Regions from separate parts of the Homo sapiens genome. Here region 1 is linked to region 2. Evidence: chromatin loops called from intact Hi-C (ENCODE). Cell type or tissue: Caco-2. All regions are shown on one strand. Each heading gives the region's core, and the rest is flanking DNA. Links, peaks and the distances in the headings are about the cores only.

The links. Hi-C counts contacts between places; a loop is a spot of excess contacts. Peaks named below come from ENCODE experiments on the same cell type or tissue, not always from the same donor. Only the 100,000 strongest peaks of a DNase experiment are listed, where the experiment ranks them.
Region 1: it touches region 2 in a loop (4-fold over the local background); 2 of 110 quality-filtered maps call a loop at or near these places.

The regions. Positions count from the first base shown.
Region 1 is chr12:125,088,433-125,097,574 of GRCh38, forward strand. AACS (acetoacetyl-CoA synthetase) reads left to right here. Exons shown (of 18, transcript NM_023928.5): 5 at 2,994-3,091. Among named protein-coding and RNA genes, the nearest start is that of AACS, 28 kb to the left of the region's middle. RefSeq lists an enhancer at 2,639-3,140. In Caco-2, for the core only: no CTCF peak of the experiment used is centred there; a DNase peak (open chromatin) is centred at 4,749.
Region 2 is chr12:125,198,168-125,207,309 of GRCh38, forward strand. The region is part of intron 1 of TMEM132B (transmembrane protein 132B); the gene reads left to right. Among named protein-coding and RNA genes, the nearest start is that of TMEM132B, 16 kb to the left of the region's middle. RefSeq lists a silencer at 8,704-8,954. In Caco-2, for the core only: a CTCF peak has its summit at 5,187 (motif pointing left); no DNase peak of the experiment used is centred there.

The sequences.
Region 1 (9,142 bases), core at 2,375-7,374, 110 kb before region 2:
ATGTTGTCCAGGCTGGTCTCAAACTTCTGGGCTCAAGAGATCCTCCTGCCGTGGCCTCCTAAAGTGTTGGGATTACAGGCATGAGCCACTGCGTCTAGTCACAAAGCAGGCATTTTTGAGGCTGAAACCTCACTTTTTGGGTTCTTGGTCGTCTGATTTAATCTGTACACTTTTAAGGTCTTGCAAAGGAATGCAAAATGTTCTGTCCCCAGTTTTTTTCTTCCCTCCCAATTCTCATTTAAAAAAATCTTTTGAAGCAAACGTTTCTGAGTGAAGGAGAGACAAAACAGGTTATATTGGGGACAGCCAAGGTCCCTGTGAGCTATGCTTTCTTTGAGGAGACGCCTGGCCGCGATGCCCTGGACCCTTCAGAGGTGAGCTGGTTCCTTGTGCCCCAGCCATTTTGTGGGTCTCAGTTGGATACGGATTTGACCTGATCATAGTTACTAGGATTTGGGACTTTGAGTTTTCCAGAAAACACTAGAAAATGATTAAAATGGGGTTGGATGCTTTAGAGTCTTCAAAAGATGGAGTTAAAGCTGCGCCTAGCTCCGTTTTCCTTTGTCTGTGAAGTGGTTCCCAGGGTTGGCGTCTGATGTACCATGGGAGAAGGGCCAGCTCCTCCTCACTTGTCAGCCACATGGAGTCAGATGGTTAAGCAGCCTCCCCTGGGCACCGAGTCCTGCCCTGACCCTGGGGGTGACAGTGTTGAGATGCTTCAGTTTACGCTCATAGCCAAGTCTCATCTTCGCTGCAAACTCAGCCAACACCAACCATCTGCCGGATGTGGGTGGAACCCCATGGTGGTGTGACCCCTGCCCCTTGGATGCTTATGGCCCAGCAGGGGAGTCGCGTGTGAATCCAGACAAACAGAAACACCCACTGCAGGGGGGAGAAGGAGGGAAAAAGGGAGCCAGCTGACTAGGGACCCCTGGGGGCACACCTGGGTAGCTGCACCTCGCTCTGATGAGGCCTTGTTCATGGCCCTTCGTCTCGTGACTGCCTTCTGCCCTACTGTACAGGTCCTTTCCTCTGGAATGTGTAGAGTGATCTGGTTAATTGATCATAGTCTCTGTGGCCATGAGGATTCCCTGCCTCTGTTGTCATGAAAGCCAGCCTGCTAGGAGATGGAGGGCCTGAGGACCTCTGCCCCTTATAGGCTTGAATATGGCTCTTGACAGTACTGCTTGTGTTCTTCATTCCCTCTCCTCTCTATCCATCCAACCAACCATCCACCAGTCCACCTGTCTGTGCAGCCATCCATCAACCCATCCATCTGTCCATCCATCTATCCATCCTTCTCTCCACCTACCCATCCATCCGTCATCCATCTATCCATCCCTTCATCTATCCTCCACCCATCATCTACCCATCCATCCATCCATCTTCCATTTATCATCCCTCACCATCATTTATCCATCCATCCATCCATCCTGTCTATACATTCTTCTCTCCATCTACCCATTTACCCATTATCCATCTATCCATCCATTTATCTATCCTCCACCCATCATCTACCCATTCATCCATGCATCCTCCATTCATCATCCCTCATAGATCATCCATCCAACTATCCATCCATCCATCTGTCTATACATTCTTCTCTCCACCTACCCATCCATCCCTCATCCATCTATCCATCCACTCATCTATCCTCCACCCATTATCTACCCATTGATCCATCCATCTTCCATTTATCATCCATCACCATCATCCATCCATCTATCCATCCATCCTGTCTATACATTCTTCTCTCCATCTACCCATTTACCCATTATCCATCTATCCATCCATTTATTATGCTTCCACCCATCATCTACCCATTCATCCATCCATCTTCCATTTATCATCCCTCATCCATCATTTATCCTACCATCCATCCATCCAACTGTCTATACATTCTTCTCTCCACCTACCCATTTATCCGTCATCCATCTATTCATCCATTCATTTATCCTCCACCCATCATCTACCCATTCATCCATCTTCCATTCATCATCCTCATCCACCATCCATCCAACTATCCATCCAACTGTCTATACATTCTTCTCTCTACCTACCCATTCACCCATCTTCCATCTCTCCATCCACTCATCTATCCTTCACTCATTATCCATTCATCCATCCATCTTCCATTCATCATCCCTCATACATCATCCATCCGTCTATACATTCTTCTCTCTGCCTACCCATTCACCCATCATCCATCTCTCCATCCATTTATCTATCCTCCATCTGTCATCCGTCCATTCATTCATCCATCCATCCTCCATTCATCATTCCTCATCCATCATCCATCCATCCATCCATCTGCCAGCCGGCAAATATATGAGGACCCTTGATGTGCAGGGCATGGTAAAAGGCATTTGGTAAAGCAAAGAACAAGACAGGCAAAGTCCCAGCCCTCATGTGAGAACCAGATACTAGACGGCCAGTTACACAGGTGATTATTCATTTGCAGTTATGCTAAGTTTGGTGAAGGAGAAATACAGTGTGCTTTGCAGGTAACTAGTTGGGGGACCTGAGTTCACCGGGTTGGGGGCAAGACAGCCTTGGAGAAGGCTGCTCTGAGGAAGTTTCATTTGAGTGAAGAGCTGCAGGATGAGCGCACACTGAGTGGAGACTGCTGGTGTGCGTGGAGGAGTGTTCAGCAGATCAGACAGCTGTGCAAAGGCAGGAGGTGATTAGGACAACTGAGGAGTCGGAAGAAGGCTGCTGTGACCAGATCCCAGGGAGGGATGGGGAGCAGAGGGAGGAGAGCCCACGGGGTCATTGTCATCAGAGCATGGAGAATGGATTGCAGGGGGATGGTGGGGAGTTGACAGGCTGGCAGCAGGCGATTCATCTGGGCGGGGGCTGGTGGTCAGGATCCTCAGGCAGTTCAAGGCCAGCCCCCTTCCCACTCTGACCTTGGCTCTCAGAGAAACCTTTTGGACATCTGCTACCTCCCATACACCCTGAACCCAAGGCTTCTTCCTATGTTTTCTCCACAGGTTATTTACCCAACAGTGAGCACGCTGTCGAGGCGATGCTGGCTGCGGCAAGCATTGGTGCCATCTGGAGCTCCACGTCCCCGGACTTCGGTGTGAATGTGAGTCAGGGTCTGTGACAGAGGGGGCACCCCTTGCCCTGTGAGCATCCTGGGCAGGGGCTGCATGGGCTGAATTCCCAGGGGAGCCGGACAGCAGCGTGAGCCCAGCGGGAGGAGGTGGCGTTGCAGCTGCCTCTATGGGGAAAGAAGCCAGAAGGACTTGCGTCTGGTTCTTCCTTTCAAGCAGTCCTGACGTTCCCCCACTCCTCGCCGTGTTCATCGAAGACGTGGGCAGGTGGCGTATGCAGCACCCAGTGTTGTTAAGGTCTAGTAAGGTCGAGCCCTGTCTTCCTCACCTGGGATTTAGTGACCACGTGAGGTTTGCTAAGTGTATGTCCTCTGAAGAGAGTTCTCTAGATTTTTGTTCTCAAAGTCCTGCCTGCAGAAGTTCCCCAGGACCTCCCTGTGTTGGTTTCTGCTGTTACCAGCCCCTTCCTCTGGACCCGTACTGTGTGGGTGTGCACTCCGGGAGGGTGGCCTCTCTGTCCCCAAACCACCCCAGGGTGTGTCCAGCTGCCCAGAGTGGCCCAGGCAGGGCCGGAAGCATGTGCTGATCCCCACTGGGGCCCCCCAGCCTATAGGTCTTTCCACGGGGCAAATGAAGCAGCCGCAGAGCGGGTCTTCCTGGGGCCCCCACTCCCCAGCCAGGGCCCTCTCCTGGCTGCAGAGCCTTGAGCGTCAGGGACCTTCAGGAGCCATGAGAACCTGTTACAGGACATGCAGCATCCGTGTCCCTGACCGCTCCTCCTGGTGCCAGCTGCCTCTGTTCTGGGCCAGGCCCTGTGCCGTCCGTCAGTCAGCAGCACCAGCTGCAGGTGTGGCCGCTGGCCCTTTAAAACCCAGTGCCCGGAGTTGGTGTCTGTGCTTGTCCACAGGTGAGGCTTTTGGGTGTGAGCTTAGAAATCATGTCTACTTAGAGGCTTGCTTTTTCAGTAAGGTTTTGGAGGAGGAGTGTCCTTTCTCCACACCGTGGGAGGAGAGATCAGACACAGGCCCAGAGGAGTGAGACTGGCCAGCCGTGCATCAGGCCGCAGCACCAGCTGGGCTGATGATGGAGCCCTGCTGGGTTCAGGGAGGGCGTGGCCACCTTGTAGATCTGTACTGTGTGGCTGGATGGCCGTGCCCTGCCTTCTGGAACTTTCCTGTGTTCTTTCCCAGGCCATCTCACCCCAGGACCTCCCCAGGTCAGCAGGGACTGACCTAGACAGAAACTCAACCTGTGGCCTCTCCTGTCCCTAGGGCCCTCTGTGGGGGCTGCCTGGGCTGCTGGGGCCAATGGTGTCCTTGTGGGAGGGTCTGGAGGGGTGGAGTTCCGGACTGGACACTCAGACCCCTCAGCCGACCTTGAGCCAGGCTGTCCAGGGCAGAGGGAAGGGCCCCAGGGTGAGACGGCAGGATGGCAGGGTGTGCTCAAGGCCGGGCAGGCTGGCTGCCTCTGCTCCATGTGGCTTCCTTGATCAGTGTCCATGGGCAAGTGCCCTGGTGTCCCCAGAGGGAGAATGGCAGCAGTGTTAGTGCAACTGCACAGATGGCAGGAGCCACGTTTGTGTGGAGCCGGGGACAGGGTGTGACCCTCCAGGCCAGCCCAGTAAGTGTTAGCTACTGTTTGAACTAGTCGGGAGATGGGTGTGTTTTGAGTTAAATTATGACTAACCTTTTGTAAACGGGTTGTGAGAGGCTGGGAGAGCCGTGTGTGGCAGGGGAGTGATCATGGCCTCCCAGAGCTGGAGTGTAGCCTCCTCCCCCTGGAGAGGTGATATCAGAGCAACTGGAATCGGCCTTTGGTGGTTTGTCTGAGGCCAGGGGGTGGAGAGAGGGAGAGCCTCTGACTCTGCATGGCTGCAGTGGCAGGGCTGGACCCCAGCCTGTCTCACAGCTGCATCCAGCCTCGCTGGGTCATTGTCCTGTGCACGTCACTCCCCGCTGACTCCAGTCCGGCAGGATCTGCCCATCCTGGAAGGACTCAGGAGGGATGCATGGCTCTGTAGCAAACATGGTCTCGGGGACACTGCTTCCTGGCCGGGGTTGGTCCAGGGTTTTCTGGAATCACCGCCTCCCCGAGCCACCTCTGGAGTGGGAAGTGCTGGCCGAGCTGCTGGGCGCACTAGATGGCAGCATGGCTCTGCTCACCCCATGGCTCCCGCAGCTTCTGGGAAGTGAACAGTCCCAGGCCCTGCGGCTACGTCTCAGGTCAGAAAACAGGGCCACCTGCCCTCCTGCTGAGATGCTTCTCTCTGTCGCTCATTTTGCTAGTGTCCGAGGTATAGACTCCATCCTGCCGGAGACGGGGGTGTGTGTGACGCACGTTACTCGCACTCGAACTGAGATCCAGCCGGTTGGCAGGGAGTCTGTCGGCATTTGGTGGCTTCGTGGCAGGCATTATTGGGCAGCACTCCTGGCCGTGTGCACCCAGCGTGGGAGGGCCTGCGTGGATGCCATGTTCATAGCGCTTGGTCCCACAGACACCTGGACACCCGCTGTCGGAGCTGAGTAAGGACCTGGCACAGGTCGACTGCGCGAAAGCCTCTGCTCACCCTCTATTTACCATCCTTGTTCAGGGGCTAAAACTAACAGGGATGAATTCCTGGAGTTGCTGATGAGGTGGGGCTGGAACTGAGCCAAGGCTGATGGGTTCTGGGCTCGTGGACAGTTCCTGCATCGGTTTGCAGATCTCTACTTAAAAAAGAGATCCTGTTTTTAATTTCCATCATCACCATGTTAAACTTCAGACTGTGCCCCATTTTCAGTAAGGGGCGCTCTTCAGAAACTGCAATGAAGCGTGAATGTCTTCCCTTTGGAATCATGTTTTCTCTTGCTTTGAAATTATATTTCTTTGAATCTCAGAGAATATCGTAAAGGGAAATTGCCACTCTCCTACAAATCCTGTGTTGACTTCTGGTCTCTGTTGATGGAGTCGCACCGTTGGACTCGTGGGTTCACACGCCTGTCCACTGAGAGCTCCTCGGCTGGCTGTGCTGGGTGCTGAAGGGACCCTCTCTGCTGCAGAGCCACAGACCGCAGTGGGCTGTCCAGGGAGTGCTGGGGCATCCGTCTTTACTCGATGACACTGGGGGAACGCGTTTCTGGCCTCCGTCACTCCCCTGTGCTTTACTTCTACCCATTCCATGCTCTCTCCCACCACTGCCCACCTCCTTCTGCCTGCTCTCTGCTGGCTGCCTGGGCATCTCAGCTTGCCTTACTAATGCTTTTGGGCTCGAAGGGCATCGCCAGGTTGGGGAAGTGCTCTGTTCTAAGGGTTCCCAACCTTTCCAGCCCCAGCAAGATCTCTAGGTCCTGAGTCTTTTGATGGCTTTGGGTTTTTTGTTTCACTGTTTACCTTTGAGCCTTTGCCATTTTCAGAGATGTCAGGGAAGGCCACCCTCTGATCCCTGCACACCAGAGAGCCCAGCCTGTAGCCTGCAGGCCTTGTCCTCCTGAAGTGCCATCAGGTGGCCGTGTGTGTGTGTGTGTGTGTGTGTGTGTGTGTGTGTGTGTGTGTGTCTGTGTGTGTAAATAGGACAGCCATTCTCGCTCGCTCTGGGTGGCTGTCACCATGATTCAACACCGGCTGTTGGTTTCAATGCTTGATTGGTTGCTAAGCACCGTATTCAGGTCAGACACATGTTCATAGGTGTGTTTGTTTTGTTGCAACATGAAAGCTGTCCTCGAGCAGCTCTCCTGGGCCAGGACAGGCTGACAGCTGGTTTTGGATGCTCGAGATCTTGATCCCTGCTGGTCCAGCCAGGAAAACTTCAGCTGTGTCAGAGGACCCCTGAGTCTTTTCATGGGGCTAGGGGCCAGACCTCTGATTCAGAAACACTCGTCTTTGTAGCCTGATCACTGTCACTGTGCCTGGGGTCCTGTGGTATTTGAGCCCCAGATCACTGGCAGGCTCAGTCCTTTCACCTTGAGATCCTGGTCACCCTGTACTGGGCTGGTTCTCTGAGATCCCAGTTTCCTTGTGGAAATTCTCTGCCGCCCTCCGGGGCTCTCCCAGGCTGGCTCTCTCTGTTTCTTCCCTGGCCTCAGGCTTCCTGGCAGGTCTTCCTCTGGGCCCCACTCCACCTGCCCCTGGGTGTTGATCTCTATGTCCTCTGTTCAGAACAGCCTCTTCTCCCTCCCGCCTACCCTGTGGGACCTGCTTATTCTTGACGCTGGGCTTTGGAGATGCTGACTCCAGCGGCTTTCTGGGTTTCCTCCTCTTCCTCCTGATTCAGTCTGCTGCAGTATCTTAGCACCCGAATCTGTTCTGCTGTTTTGATTTTCTGTTCCATGTACGGTATTAGTGTTTTCTGAGTGGAGCCAGCACAGTGGTGAGGAGCACCAGCACCCACATCAGACAAGCCAGGCTGCAGCCCAGCCATGCCTCTGGCCAGTTGTGAGGCTTTGGGCAAGTCACTCACCCCGTTCCTGCCTTATCAGGGTTAGGGAGTGGATACTATTGCCCCTCTTTTTTTCTGAGACGGAGTCTCACTCTGTCTCCCAAGCTGGAGTGCAGTGGCGCGATCTCGGCTCACTGCAAGCTCCACCTCCTGGGTTCACACCATTCTCCTGCCTTAGCCTCCCAAGTAGCTGGGACTACAGGCGCCTGCCACCATATCCAGCTAATTTTTTGTATTTTTAGTAGAGACGGGGTTTCACCATGTTAGCCAGGCTGGTCTCGATCTCCTGACCTCGTGATGCAAAGTGCTGGGATTACAGGCATGAGCCACTGTGCCCAGCCTTATTGCCCCTCTCTTAAGGCTGTGAAGGGCAGTAAGTGCTTCTAATGAGCTCAGACTGGGGCCTGGCACATAGTAAGCATTCAGTAAATGCTCAATATGTTTTAACTGGCAATCATTTCTTCCCCACTAAACCAAGAACTCTCGGTCCATCTTAGAATCCCGGGCACAGAGAGGGCACCAGTGTAGACATGCCATTTGTGGTTTGTGTGTTCGCCACAGCCAAGGTCTGGACAGGCCCCTTACCTGTGGGTGAGGGAGCTTGGGTGTCAGGAGTGTTGGGACTCACTTTGCATAAGGGGTGGCTGGGGCTGGAGGGAGCCAGGTGCAGGGATACCTTGTCCAGGGCCATGTGGCCAGGAAAGGGAGGAGTAAGGACCATGGCCTTAGAGTAGGTTGAATGTGTTACCTTGATATTTGCATAGAGAGCGTCAGAAGTAAACAGAGGGACACCCAAGTCCCAGCAGGACATGAAAGAGTCTGAGAAATCGCTGTGCATGCACTTAGTTAAGTGGACGTGGTGTCTTTCCAGGAAGGGCAGGCACTTGCTCTCGGGGGGTGCATCTGGGCACTGAGAATGGGGAAGAGGGGCTTGCCTGGCTGGGGGTGAGCTTCTGTTTAGATGCCTTGTTCCAGTGCCAGTGCCCAGGCGCTGGTCTAGGGGGTGAAGACTTCTCTCCTGGATGCTTCTGTCCCAGTCTCCTGCCCATCAGAAGTGGCTGGGGAGGAGGAAGGGGTGGCATTCTCAGTCCAGGAGGGTTTGGTGCCAGGAAGGGCCATTTCTGGGCATTCTGTTCTTCTGATGGATTTGGGCAGGGTGTATGTTAGCATCAGACGCAAGGAGGGCTAGCCCTGGTGGCCTGCGGAGTAAATGCTGGTGGGACCGGGGTGCCACCTGCCTGCAGACTCGGCCTGTTGCTGCTGGACTCCTGGGGGGCACCATTTTGGGGCTTTCTGCAACCACCTCTGTGTAGCAGTTTAGAGCAGAAGAAGAAGTAGTAGGAAATAGTCTTTGTCCACCAAGGACGTCACTGAGGAAGGGGTACCGGGGGTACCCTTGAAATGGAGGAGGGAGGAGGTGGACGGTGACCGAAGGCCTGATGTCCTGAGGCCAGGGGCCAAGTCCCTGTTACCTGTATGTCCCATGCACTTTTTTAAACTGATGCTGAAGTTGGCCAATGTTTTACTTAAAAAAAAAAAAAAAAAGTGCGTTGGGGCAGCTCCAAGGGCGTCTCTGTAATAATGTCACAGTCATTCCCTTGTCCCCCACCCGCCCGCCGTGAACTTTGCTGAGGGGCAGAGGAAGTGGCGGGAGTAGAGAGAAGCTTGG
Region 2 (9,142 bases), core at 2,299-7,298:
GTTTCCAATGTGATGCTGCAATGGAGATGATGTGCCAATGCAAGGGTATGTCACTATTTTAGTCTGAATTCTCATAGTTGTAAGGGACAAAAATGGGAATGTAGGCATCCTTGGAGCTGGGAAATTTAAGAGGGAAATGGCTTCAGGTATGGCTGGGTCCAGGGGCTTAACACTCTCCTAATGGGGTCTTCTGCTCTGTCTGCCACTTGGTCTCTTAGTTCTTTTTCTCTCTGTGTTGACTTAATTCTCAGACAGCCTCCCCCCTTCTGATGGCAAAGCTGGCCACAGTTGGCTCCAGCCTGTCCTCCAACCAGCGGAAATAGAATGTTTCTTTCCTAGTCATCCTAGCAAGAACCCCAGGACTGACTTTTACTGGAGTAATTTGGGTCATGTGCTGACCCCTCAGCCAGGGACTGGGACTGTGGGGATGGAATCTGATCGACCATACTTAAGTCCGAAGCTCATTTCTGGAACTGGAATTAGAACCACGTTGCCAGAGAGGAGCAGAGGTTATTTCCCAAAGGAAAATATGGATGCTTGCATCAGAAGGAAGAAAAACTACTACTGCAGACCACCAAGTAGGGTGGTGAGAACCGGCAGGTCTGGAGAGCACTCACATGTGATTGATGCCTCTGGGGTCCCTATGCCAGGAAAGGAGCTGATGCTGCCTCCCTCCTGCCCCTGGAGGCTGCCCTTTGAGCTGCTTCCAAAGCTCCTCCGGCTTCTTTATTGTGTGTGTGACCTCTGAAACCCCAGCCCAGTGACTTCACACATATTTTGGTTGCTTTGGTTGAGGACGAATACTTGGAAGATAATCTGCCAATATGGATTAGAGTAGCATCTGGTCTTTGACCCAGCAATCCCACTTCTGGGAATTCTATATTGTATAAATAAGAGGATTGCCATGAAGCAGGTGTGTGTGCTGTTTCAGAGGCAGCACACAGTGGTAGTGATGGAGTTTGGCTCTTAATCACTGCTGTTTGCTGCCCCTGAAACTGGCACATACACGGCATCGTATGCACTTTTGCATAATTTTACAAGTGTGCAGGAAGGTGTGGGGACCCACGCCAGTGGTTAACCTTACTGACCTCAATGAGGGAATGAAGGGGTGATGCTTGCAGGGCTGATGGAAAAGGAGGGGAGAGAGAGAGGGGGAGGAAACCAAGAATGCGTTGGATATCTTAGCTACGGTAATGCTGATATTTAAGTTGTGAGTCCAGCTCTTAGGGTTCCTGGGTCCCTGTTGGAGCAGGTGGAAACTCTCTGAGTTTGCTGCCATGGTTTGTAGGTTCTGGGGGGCTGTGATACAGTGAGCTCAAGTGACACATTAAGGATGATGCTTGGGGCATCTCTGGGGGAACAAGGAAGCCTAGATTTGATGTACTGTGCATATCTGTTCAGATTGGGTTCATCAGTGAGTGAAGAGACTTAAAATAGTGGTGGCTTAAAAAGCAGAAGTTTCCAATAAGATTTTGAAGTTATGTAGCCCAGGACTGTTAAGTTGAATCTGTTCCATGAAGTACTTATGGACTCTCCCTCCTTTTTACCATTTCAAGGTTGTGATTTTTGTCCTCATGGCTCAAAATGACAGCTACAGGTGCAGCCATCTCATCTCCATCCCAGGCACCAGGATGAAGGTATAGATTAAAAAAAGGGCAGAGGATACACATCAACTGTCATTTAAGGAAGAGTCCTAGAAGCAGCCCCATGGTGCTGCCTCATGTATCTCATTGGTGAAGACTGAGTCACATGGCTACATCTTGCTGCAAGAGAACCTGAGAAATTCAGTCTTTATCTTAGGTTGCTAAAAATCCGGGTTTCTGTTACCATGGAAGAAGGAAAGAATGGATACCGGGCACAAAGTTGTTAGTTTGTGGTAAATCCCTCGGCAGGAAGTAGGATTGCATTTGGAGAAAGGACTTGAACCACCAGTGTTACAACCACACTTGTCTTAATAGAGTTCGTGTGTGTGTGATTTCATTCTGCCTTCTAAGGTGGGGGCTGGGGACATGTCGTTTTTCTGGGTGCCAGGAGGAAAATAAAAGCAATTTGCTGAATGCATAAATGTATCTCTTTCAAATATATAAAAATGGTTTTAGAAGTATTATAGATAAGCCTGAAGTCCTTTTTGACCAATTTCATATTCTCTCAAGAGGTAATCAATTGTTGGTTTGCTGTGTATTTTTTCCTGTAGGAAGTCTATAGTATCCCATTGTTTTAAGTTTGTTTTTATACATATACCCCTTGTCTCTTCAGTATTCATCTCCATCTTCCAGGTACATACAGAACTACCTCATTTTTTTTGAATTGCTGGCTAGTATTCCATGGCACGCATATAGCAAGGTGTAGCTAGTGAATTTCCTCTGCCTCATGAGATGGGGGATTCCTCAGGCATAGAAAGGGAGTTCAGAAAGATTTGCAAATGTCTATCCCACCCACCAGGAATACTGGGTAGGGATCAGCACCCACTGAAGATCTCTAGACATTTAAGGAAAGTGAGGGTATGATTGCGTGATGGCAGAAGAAAGAACTGACATCTGAGGAGATTGAGTTAACAGAGAAATGTCGAGCCTAGGGGCAGTTGGGAGATGGTGGAAGAAGGGGGACTTGTTCTTAGAATCCAGACCTCTTGCCCAAGAGTAGCTTCTTGAGGGCAGGACCCAGCCAGTGCTTCCCAAGTTTCTGTGCCTGGTGGTTCTGGCTGTGGACAATTCTCAGAGGTCTTGGAATGCCAGCCCATCTACTCATGGCATTTCTCCAGATTCTAGGAGCTTTGATCTTAGAATAGGAGCACCGTCTAAGTTCTCTGGTCTATGCCTCTGTAGCACTTAGCACAAACACATTTGTTTCTAATGGAAAACTGTCTAAAAAGCACTATGAATTTATGATGGAAATTTTATTTCTTTGATTTTTTTTTCTCTCTCCACCCACCACCCCCCATGCCCAGCCCAGTTAAGTGTTTCTCTCTTAAATGTATGGGCTGAGCTGCTGAGAGGGTCTGCATATTTCAGGGGGAAAAGTATTGGGGGAGGAGGTGTCGGCCTTGCTGTTTGCACTGGCATCATTTACACAGGCTCCGAAGCAGCCTCATCTTCTATTTGATCAATTTGCCTGTCATCTCAGGTCATTTCACAAGGGTGACTAAATTCTGCTTCTCTCACACTGTAGCAGAGAGCACAGTATGAGGGAGAAAGGTGCTAGAATTTCTTTCTCAATATTTCTTGTCCTTCAAGTTTTCCTTACTCCTCTTACTCCCTTTCTTTCTTCACGAAAGATTTAAATAAGTGTTTGGGTGAGGGAATGAACTACTACAGCACTTCCTGTCAGCTTTATATCGCTCACTGCTTCGTTATATACTGTTTGCCCCTCTGCTAGCTGCTTATGCTTGCTAACTGAAGTACATCACTGAAATTAAGGGCATGAACTTAGGCAGCAGGCTGCCTGGGTTTGAATCCCAGCTCCACCACTGGCTAGCTCTGTGACCCTGGGTGAATTACTTAATGTCTCTGTGCCATAGCATTTTCATCTGTGAATGGGGAGAAGAGGAACTCCTACCCCTTGAGATGTTGTGAGGATTAAGGGAGATATTGTGTAAGAAAAACTTAACGTAGTTAAGCTTGACATCACATCAGTGTTTAACAAATGTCAGCAACTGCTTTGGTCTGCTTTGCCAGTCGGTGAGTTCAGTGAACACCTACTATGTGCCCTGGTGGTCGTCTCTGTGGTGTTGCTCATCTCTTCTCCCACATTATTTCGTATTCAGATTCTGTCATATGATAGAGCTTGTCTGCTTCCTCACCCTGGTGTCACACCCTCATTTTCTTTTGGGGGACCATTTCTCCCTTGCTGTAAATCCCTGTGGCTTGGGTGTTGGTAAACTTTCTCCTCCCCCTCCCATGGGCCAGTTCATGACTTGCACACAACCAATCAGAACGTCCCATCTCTCAGGCCTCAGGGATTGGATCAGGGTTGAGCACATGGCCTAAGCTGGGCCAATGAGGGCCAGCCCTGGGATGTTTGTTGAAAGCGCTGGGGAAGAAGTCTTCCTTTTCTGTTGCAGATGCCAATCTGTTAGGATGTGAGCCTAGAGGTAAGTCATTACTGCTGTGAAATAAATGACTGCAGACTAACAGCTTAAAGCAGCACACATGTGTTATCTCACAGTTCCTGTGGGCCAGGAATCCAGGGACAGCCCCAGGTCCTCTGCCAGAGGTCCGTCCTCTGCCCCAGAAGCTCTCACAAGGCTGCAGTCGAGGTGTTAGCTAAGGTTTGGGTCTCATCTGAAAGCTGGACTGGGGAATGATCTGCTGCTGTGCTCACATGGTGGTTGGTAGGATTCCGTTTTTGTGGGCTTTTGCCCTGAGGGCCACAGTCCCTTGCTGACAGTTGGCCAGAGGCTGCTCTCAGTTCCTGTCCCTGGGGCCCTCTCCATATGGCAGGTTGCTTCATCAGAGACAGTGAGTAACAATCTCTGATCACAGAAGTGATGTCCCTTCAATGTTGAGCCATTCTATCAGTTAGAGGGAAGTTACACAAGGAGGGCTACACAAGACTGTGAACACCATGAGGCCAGATCTTTGGAGGCTGTCCTAGAAGCTATCTACCATTATGGAACTGCCTGAGAATGAAGCAGGATGGAGAAAAACCTGGAGTGCAGGGGGAGTGAGGGAGAGTTTCCTGGTGACCATATTTGAGTGCCCCAAAGTAGCTGTTTCTGATATGAACTTGATCATGAACTTCCCCAGTACGTGATCCAACACATTTCTTTTTCTTAATTGGGTTTCTTTCACTTGCAACCAGAGAGTCCTGGTGAAGTCCCATGAAGGCTTCTCAGATCCCGTTGCCTGGCACTGTCTTCTCCTTTGAAAGGCTTTGGCTTGACTGAAATCTAGGTTGGAGAATGTGCAGAAGCTTACGTCTGCCTCTATACTGAGCTCATCAGGGGCAAAGTTGCATGAATATTTTTTTATTTCCTTCCCTGCTTTACTTCCAGTGCCTAGAATGCTGTGAGACACAGAGTGGAAGCCATCTGCCAGTAATTACTGGTACAAGAGGCCCTTCCTTGTCCCCATCCCTTCCCCTGCTATCAAAAATGTTTCAAAAATTATCTCTATCGACTGCACCTGGCTTATGGTTGGAAAGCTGAATGTCAAAGACAAAAATATTGTTGATGCTACCCCCTAGAGGCAGTGCACAGCTGCACACAGAAATCTCAGTGAAAGTGTGAATTTCACAGCTTTGAGAGGATCTTCTTCATAGAAATGACACATCACAAGCAACAGAGCTGATCAGAGGTAGAGCTTACCAATATCTTTAACATTTTATATGTTAATTGGTTACTTCTGTGACCATCTTGACATATACAAACATTTACCTGACACCAGCATATTCATTTTTACTGATAGGATTTTATAATTTTTTTTCTAGAGTTAGTAGAATTTTACTGCCTATCCAGAACTCATGATCTATTGGCTGCCAATATATAAAAAATGTTTTCTCCATAAAGCACTTTAAAATATTTTTCATTAATACATGATGTAAAGTATAATTTTTTCCTCTTCCCTTGTAAAATTGGGATGTATCATATATACTAGAATTTCTCATAGGTTGGCAGACATGGATGGAGTATACACTATCTATAGGGCAAAACCCTGGTGCATGCTGTAGCCATATCTGCTGACCTGTGAGAAATTCCAGTATATATGCTGACCTCCACAGAGTACTTTGAACAGGGAAACTTTAATATAAAGAACTATCAACTCCTGTGTATAACAGGGGATTGGAATAAAAAGGGCTGAGAAGTATAGAGAACCTTAAAGGAATAACAGATGCCCAAAGCAGCCTACCTAGGGCTGAGATGGAGCGGTTAGGTCAGTGGACTTGCTGGATTCACTAAATGGCAGTAATCATTATCACTGCAGCCATCTTTCAATGAGGGCTCCCTGTGCCAGGCACTGTGCTCAGCCCCTTATGTAGAGTATCTCGTGAATCCTTTCAATGAGGGCTCCATGTACCAGGCACTGTGCTTAGCTCTTTATGTGGAGTATCTCATGAATCCTTTCAGTGAGGGCTCCGTGTACCAGGCACTGTGCTTAGCTCTTTATGTGGAGTATCTCATGAATCCTTTCAATGAGGGCTCCGTGTGCCAGGCAGGGTGCTTAGCCCTTTGTGTGGAATATCTCGTGAATCCTTTTGGTGAGGGCTCCATGTACCCAGGCACTCTGCTTAGTCCTTTATGTGGAGCATCTCATGAATCCTTTCAATGAGGGCTCCGTGTACCAGGCACTGTGCTTAGCTCTTTATGTGGAGTATCTCATGAATCCTTTCAATGAAGGCTCCGTGTACCAGGCACTGTGCTTAGCTCTTTATGTGGAGTATCTCATGAATCCTTTCAATGAGGGCTCCGTGTACCAGGCACTGTGCTTAGCTCTTTATGTGGAGTATCTCATGAATCCTTTCAATGAGGGCTCCGTGTACCAGGCACTGTGCTTAGCTCTTTATGTGGAGTATCTCATGAATCCTTTCAATGAGGGCTCCGTGTACCAGGCACTGTGCTTAGCTCTTTATGTGGAGTATCTCATGAATCCTTTCAATGAGGGCTCCGTGTACCAGGCACTGTGCTTAGCTCTTTATGTGGAGTATCTCATGAATCCTTTCAATGAGGGCTCCGTGTACCAGGCACTGTGCTTAGCTCTTTATGTGGAGTATCTCATGAATCCTTTCAATGAGGGCTCCATGTGCCAGGCAGGGTGCTCAGCCCTTTGTGTGGAGTATCTCATGAATCCTTTCAATGAGGGCTCCGTGTACCAGGCACTGTGCTTAGCTCTTTATGTGGAGTATCTCATGAATCCTTTCAGCGAGGGCTCCATTAACCAGGCACTGTGCTTAGCCCTTTGTGTGGAGTATCTCATGAATCCTTTCAATGAGGGCTCCGTGTACCAGGCACTGTGCTTAGCTCTTTATGTGGAGTATCTCATGAATCCTTTCAGTGAGGGCTCCATTAACCAGGCACTGTGCTTAGCCCTTTGTGTGGAGTATCTCATGAGTCCTTTCAATGAGGGCTCCGTGTGCCAGGCAGGGTGCTTAGCCCTTTGTGTGGAATATCTTGTGAATCCTTTTGGTGAGGGCTCCATGTACCCAGGCACTCTGCTTAGCCCTTTATGTGGAGCATCTCATGAATTCTTTCAATGAGAGCTCCGTGTGTCAGGCAGGGTGCTCAGCCCTTTCTTAATATGAAATATCTCGTGAATCCTTTCAATGAGGGCTCCATGTGTCAGGGACTGTCCTTAGCCCTTTGTGTAGAGTATCTTGTGAATCCTTTCAGTGAGGGTACCACGTGCCAGGCAGGGTGTTCAGCCCTTTATGTGGAGCATCTCATGAATCCTTTCAGCAACCCTGTAGACAAGGAGCCTGAGGCTGAGGGAGGGTGTGACTTGACCAGAGCAGCTGGGGCGGGCATGGCCGGGGCTGCTGGGCCTCTCTGTCTGTCTCCATGTGGTCTCTCCAGCCTGGCAGCTTCAGAGCAGCCCAACTTCTGTGGGCTTCAGTGTGAGTGTCTCAAGACAGAGCCAGCTGGCAGCTGTATGGCCTTTTATGACCCAGCCTTGGAAACCACGTCCGTCGCATTTTACTCATTAGCAGCCAGCCCATAATCCAGGGGAGGGGAATTTGGCTCCACCCTTTGATCAGAGGAACGTCAAAGGATTTGTAGACACGCTTTCAAGCCATCGCAAATTATTTGGAGAAAGATTGCAGCAGGCGGGACCCTCAGTAAGGGTTAATCATTAAGTCACCGAAAATGCCTCTAACCCTCCTGAATCTGGTCTGGGGAGTGGTGGGGTGGGGAAGAAGGAGCTTCTTAGCTCCTGGATTCTTCAGAAAGGCTGTGAGTGGTGGGATAGAGGGTGGGACTGCCCGACCCCACAGCTAGGAGACAGTGGTCCCATGGCCTTGCTCCCTTAGCTTTTTTCGCTTAGTTTTTTCTGGTGGGATGGTATTCCTTTGGTCTTCCTCAGAGGCACCAGATGCCCCTTTCCTGGTGCTGTGGCTTGGGGGCCTATGATTTTTTGTTTGTTTGTTTGTTTGTTTTGAGACAGAGTCTCACTATGTAGCGCAGGCTGGAGTGCAGTGGTGCAATCTCAGCTCACTGCAACCTCCGCCTCCCGGGTTCACATGATTCTCCTGCCTCCGCCTCCTGGGTAGCTGGATTACAGGCACGTGCCTCCATGCCTGGCTAATTTTTGTAGTTTTAGTAGAGACAGGGTTTCACCATGTTGGCCAGGCTGGTCTTGAACTCCTGGTCTCAAGTGATCCACCCACCTCGGCCTCCCAAAGTGTCGGGATTACAGGAGTGAACTACTGCCCCTGGTCTGATTGATATAAACGAGGTCCTCACAGTCTCTGGTCTGGCTCCTGGACAGCGTGCTTGGTGTGGGTGTTTAGTCTTCCTCTGCTCAGTGGCTTGGGAAGAGCCACTAGCCCATTGCTCGGTTGCCTTGTGTCTTGTCCTTGTGGTGGCTTTGGGACCCAGACTTCCCTTCCTCAGAGCCACCTGCCTCCCACTTCCACTTCATTCATTCGCTCTGCTCCTCTACAGGGGATTCATTTCGAGTTGTTAGCATTCTGAGCTGGTGGCAGCCAGCTACCTTCATCAATGTGAGAAACTTGAATTAGAATATTAATTTCACCTGGGGCTTGGACGCATTGTTTCTGTGCTGAGCACATATTTAACAGTGGTGAAAATGCAATTGGCTCGTTCCTCCCATGCTTCTCGCAGAGGCTCCTGGGGGAGGTGTTTGGAGTAAGAGCCCCGCCTGTTTCTCTGTGCAGGTCTGTGAGCCCTGGCTCCTGATGCATTCGGTGGAAGGAACGTTTACCAACTCCTGTACCACTGGTTATCAACCAGCATCTCGTGGCACATACAGCCCAGGGCATATCTGTTTGGCCAGCCCAGTGCTTTAATAACTTTTGAGCCAATATTTAAGAGCTAGAAGATTTAATATGAAAATCTGGATTTTTGGCTTCTCGTTGAAACAGCAGTGGGGCCGGTAGCACTGGGTCCTCTTCCCAGGGAGTGACTATGGACTGCAGGGAGTGGAGGCTGCTCCCTTTAGACACAGCCCCAGTTCACTCCACTGGCATT